Linked DNA regions of Homo sapiens: region 1 is linked to region 2. A link is a loop called in an ENCODE intact Hi-C map of the cell type or tissue named here. Cell type or tissue: ascending aorta. All regions are shown on one strand.

Evidence for each region. Hi-C counts contacts between places; a loop is a spot of excess contacts. Peaks named below come from ENCODE experiments on the same cell type or tissue, not always from the same donor. Only the 100,000 strongest peaks of a DNase experiment are listed, where the experiment ranks them.
Region 1: a loop joins it to region 2, with 2.3 times the contacts of the local background. A loop is called at or near these places in 7 of 110 quality-filtered maps.

The regions. Positions count from the first base shown.
Region 1 is chr22:24,061,234-24,063,733 of GRCh38, forward strand. CABIN1 (calcineurin binding protein 1) reads left to right here. Exons shown (of 37, transcript NM_012295.4): 13 at 714-792; 14 at 1,726-1,913. Among named protein-coding and RNA genes, the nearest start is that of CABIN1, 51 kb to the left of the region's middle. In ascending aorta, a CTCF peak has its summit at 986 (motif pointing right); a DNase peak (open chromatin) is centred at 968.
Region 2 is chr22:24,173,997-24,176,496 of GRCh38, forward strand. It overlaps CABIN1 (calcineurin binding protein 1), which reads left to right. Exons shown (of 37, transcript NM_012295.4): 35 at 2,115-2,279. Among named protein-coding and RNA genes, the nearest start is that of SUSD2, 6.2 kb to the right of the region's middle. RefSeq lists an enhancer at 1,111-1,970 and a silencer at 1,338-1,397. In ascending aorta, a CTCF peak has its summit at 1,371 (motif pointing left); a DNase peak (open chromatin) is centred at 1,375; H3K27ac peaks cover 2,427 bases.

The sequences.
Region 1 (2,500 bases), 110 kb before region 2:
TGGAGCTCAAGGGAACACAAGGTGCTCTGGCCCCTTACTCCTGTTGGAGGTGGGACACTGAATGCTGAAGCAGGAGCACCAGGAACATTCAGGGATGCCTGGTGGTCTTTCTGACTTGAGAGCACAGGAGGTAGAAGAGCTTGTAGGTCAGTCATCCCTTGGTGGGCACCCTCCACTGAGTTACCTCAGGGCAACCTCCTGGCAGCTTCTGCCCACCAGGCCATGCTCCCCTGGGGCAGTTGTGAAACAGCAGGAGGAACCAGGGCTTTGATCCCCAGGCAAAGCAGGCTGATGATCACCTTCCAGCTGTGCCCAATGGGCAAGTGCCTTCTCATCACTGAGCCTCAGCTTCCTCAAGTGCCCTGGGAATGGTATACCAGCTGCCCAGAACTTTTAAGGGTTGAGTTCTATAATTTGGATGCAGTGTCCGTCCCAGCACTTGGCAGGTGACAGGGCTGCCTCTTCAACAGGACAAGAACTCTGAAGACCGGTCTCCTGGCCTCTCCCAAGTCTTGTCCCAACATACATCCATGTGGCTCTTTTTATGTTCTGGCGAGTAGCCACTGATTATCACTTATGAAATGGCAAGTGGATAGAAAGAATTATATTTTTATCAAAAAGTATAGTTTTGTTTCCTTCCACAGCCCCCTACCCCCCACACTGTGAAGAGGCTTTGTGATACTGTTCTTGACCTTCCTGTGTCTGTCCTGCAGGACATGATGCTGATGTCTCTCTCCTGCATGGAACTCCAGCTGGACCAGTGGCTGCTGACCAAAGGCAGAAGCTCTGCAGGTAGGAGGCATTATGTGTTCTGTGGCCAGGCTAATATCTGAACCCCCAGCAGCTGGGAGAAAGCTGAGGCGGGAGACTGAGTCATGGAATTTAGCCTTATATCTACAGTAGGCACATTTTTTGGGTTGGCTTGTCAGGGTCCCAGGGAAATCTCCTGGATACTCAAGAAGTGGTTAGCAGTAGCTGAGCCCCCAGAGGGAGCCACCTCCCTGCTTTGCTGTTACACAAGATTGAAGGAAGTGGGATCTCAGTTTTGGTGTGACTGTTCAATGCAGTGCTTTATGTATTATGTAGCTTCAGTAATTTTTCTGGTGATACGGATTTTTTTTTTTTTTTTTTTTTTTTTTGGTAAGACAGCGTCTTGCTCTGTCACCCAGGCTGGAGTGCAGTGGCATGATCTTGGCTCACTGCAACCTCTGCCTCCCAGGCTCAAGTGATTCTCCCATATCAGCCTCCCGAGGAGCTGGGACTACAGGCGTGTGCCACCATGCCTGGCTAATTTTTGTATTTTTTGGCAGAGATGGGGTTTCACCATGTTAGCCAGGCTGGTCTTGAATTCCTGACCTCTAGTAATCCGCCCACCTCAGCCTCCCAAAGTGCTGGGATTACAGGCATGAGCCACTGGGCCCAGCTTCATTCTGACTTTTAAACTACCACCTGGTGGAATGTAGATATACTCAATGCTGTCTGTAAAATTGCTTCCCCTTGCCCTTGCCCCTGACTCTCGGCAGGGGGCAGGGTCTCTGCATATCTTTGTCTTAACTGGTCCAACCTCTCTGATGCCTGCCACTCAGGGAGCTGTAGGGCTCTGAGGGGCTTAGGGTGCCCCTGGAGATAGGGTGGGTGTGGTTAGGGCCAAGTGCAACTTCTGAGAAGCAGAAGGGCATTAGAATGCTACACATGAAGTTGACTCGTTGGCCTGATGGTTTTTAGTGTCTCCTCGGAACTGCCCTGCTGGTATGGTGAATGGCAGATTTGGACCTGACTTCCCAGGGACCCACTGCCTGGGTGACCTCCTACAGCTGTCATTTGCCTCGTCCCAGCGCGACCTGTTCGAGGATGGTTGGCTGGAGTTTGTGGTCCGTGTTTACTGGCTGAAGGCTCGCTTCCTGGCGCTGCAGGTTAGTTCCATGGTCAGCTGCTTGGGGAGCATGCCCTGACACCCAGCAGGGTGGGCAGAAAATTGACCATGTTGAGGGTGTGTGTGTGTATGTGTGTGTGTGTGTGTGTGTGCATGCATGTGTACATGCATAGCACCTGCCCGGGCACTGGGCTTGGCATGAGAAAGTGTGACACAGTGGGGAATTCTCAGCATCTCAGACTTCCAAGCATGATACCAATCTGTAAAGCTCTTTAGCATAACCACAGAGCTCTGGAAGGCATTTGCTCTGCCTCTACCTCCCCCACTCAAGATTGCCTTGGCATCTTGACTCTTTGCTTATGTTTTCCTGAGAGAGCCCGAGCAAGTGAATAAACAGATACAGAGCTTTCTAGGAGGGAATTATTCACCTGTTTTATGAGAGTTCTGGGAAAGCTTCCCTTCAGAGCCTGGTCTGGAAGGCCAGGATGGATTGGCTGTTACCTAGCACCTTGCACATGGTGGTACTGGTACACTGTGGTAGAATGAGTCAAGAGATTGCTAGGGCCCTGTCAGCAACCATTTAGTCTAAAGAAAGCAACACTGTTTGATGTGAAGAACATTAGTTCT
Region 2 (2,500 bases):
TTTTTTTTAATTTTTATTTTTTATTTTTAGTGGAGACAGGGTTTCCCCATGTTGGCCAAGCTGGTCTTGAACTCCTGACCTCAGGTGATCCGCCTGCCTCAGCCTCCCAAAGTGCTGGGATTACAGGAATGAGCCACCAAGCCTGGCCTGTTTGTTTTCCTCACTCTGTTGCCCAGGCTGGAGTGCAGCAGTGCGATCATGGCTCACTGCAGCTTCAACCTCCCTGGGCTCAGGTGATCCTCCTACCTCAGCCTCCCAAGTAGCTGAGACTACAAGCATGGGCCACTACGCCTGGGTAATTTTTGTATTTTTTGTAGAGATGGGGTTTCACCATGTTGCCCAAGCTGGTCTTAAACTCCTGGGCTCAGGAGATCCACTCGCCTCAGCCTCCCAAAGTGCTGGGATTACAGGTGTGAACCACCATACCCCGCCTGAGGATGGTGACGTCAAGGTGTGGGGGTGATGGGAGCCCAGTGCCGTAATCAGTTGGTCAGTGTTGGTAGCTGACTTACTCCCACGAAGACCCAGCTCCTGTCCCTCTGCCTGGGGCTGTCTTGCCTTGTACCAGTCCCATGCTCTCGTCTTGTAGTTTTTGAGGGTCAGGAATTTACAGTGGCTTTGTGGGGTAAAGTTGGCTCAGGGTCTCCCACGTGGTTGCAGTCAAGCTATCATCAGTGCATCTGAGCTCCCTTGGGGTGTTGGCAGCCTCAGGTCCTCACTGGTTATTGGCCAGAGGCCTCAGCTCCTCCTGTGGGCCTTTCTATAAACAGCTGAGTGTCCCCGGATCATGGTGACTGGTTCTCCCCAGAGCCATTGACCCCACCGAGAGAACACAGAGGAAGCCATGGTGTCTTTTATAACCTAATCTCAGCAGCAACTGAGATCTCTGTAGGCCACACACACCTCCCTGGGGTGTGGGAAGGCCTGGTGGATGCCAGGGCCAGGGGTAGCGGAGTAGGGGGCTAGAGACTGCCTGCTTTCCCTCTGCCTGCCTGTCCCACCATCAAGCAGGCCAAAGCTGTAATTCATGTCCTTCTCTCCTCTGTTAGATCTAAGAAAGAGGATCTGTTTCCTAGCATACCTTCTTCAGCCTGGAGAGTTGATCCTTTTCTATTCCCATTCCCAAAACCAAATTAAATGGCCTTTTGCCAGGATGGAACTGTTGAATGACACTGGGGGCAGGGGGCGAGGGGGTGGAGGCTTGAGACAAGGCCTCAGCCAGCCTGGGGCAGGAGCCTCAGGCAGAGCAGCTGGATGGGGATGGCCATGGCCGCTGAGGCCTCTGCCTAGCCCAGCAGTCGCCTGCTGGCCCCAGCTTTGTACCGGGAGCTGTCACTCCTGCTGACCAAGGAGGGGAGCTGGCTCCCCCTGCTGGAGAGGATGGAGGGCCTCCTGGCAGAGGAGCGGGATGGGGAGGCGGTGGGGTGGCTGGAAAGGCAGTGGTTGATGACCAGTGTGGTGGGAGAGTCCAGACCTGAGTGAGAAGGTGGGGAGCAGCAAGGGAAGTGAGGGCCTGGAGGCCTGGGAACCGGGGACCGATGCTGAGTAGTCACCTGGCCAGCAGCCACAGGCACAGCATTTGCCCCTCAGGCCCATCCCGGCCTTGGCCCAACTGAGCCCAATTCCTGGCCCCTGCCTCAGGCCAGGGAAGGTGTGGCTGGCTGGGCAGGAGCCATAGTGCCAGCGTCTACTTTGGTCTTAGTTGGGTTGTTTGGATTTTGGTCCTGACCTCGTTTCTGAATGCTGCTTATGTGAGCTGGAGGGAGAGTGGACACTGCCCCCCCATCCCCTCTCACTGCCTTGTGATGGGATCTTAAGAGAGGCTGGGCCTCGAAGACTCAGGTGTGGCCCCACTGGGTCAGGTGTATAGCCCTCTCGGGAGGCGGAGGAGCCCTCTGGGGGTGGGGAGCCAGCCCCTACCAGTGTCCTCTTGGGTGGTGAGTGGTTTCTTGGCAGCACCAACCTGGACTGCCTCAGCCAGGACCCCAGCATTGGCCACACTCCCCTGCCCAGTGTCCCAGGGCACAACCTGGGCCCATAGGACCTGACACAGATGCGTTGGAGCCTGCGGGGTGGATGAGTCTATTACCTGCAGTGAGCCCATGTCCCCACAGAGGGAGAAGAGCTGGCGAGAGTGGCAGAGGGCACCAGCTTCCCGCCTCAGGAGCCACGGCACAGTCCGCAGGTGAAGATGGCCCCCACAAGTTCCCCGGCAGAGCCACACTGCTGGCCGGCAGAGGCTGCCCTGGGCACAGGCGCTGAGCCCACCTGCAGCCAGGGTAAGGCGAGTTGGGAGCAGCCCAGCACCAGCCCCCAGGAGGCTGCCTCACAGCTGGCAGCCAGGGTGGGTTTCCCGGCCTGGCCTTGAAGGGCAGGGCCTGGGGATGCCCCATGGAATGAGATGGGGAGGAAATGGGGGTAGTGCAGGCTGGACAGGGGAGCCAAGGGAGAGGCCCAGGCTGAAGAGTTTAATGCGTGGCCCATTGTGTCAGGGGCTGGG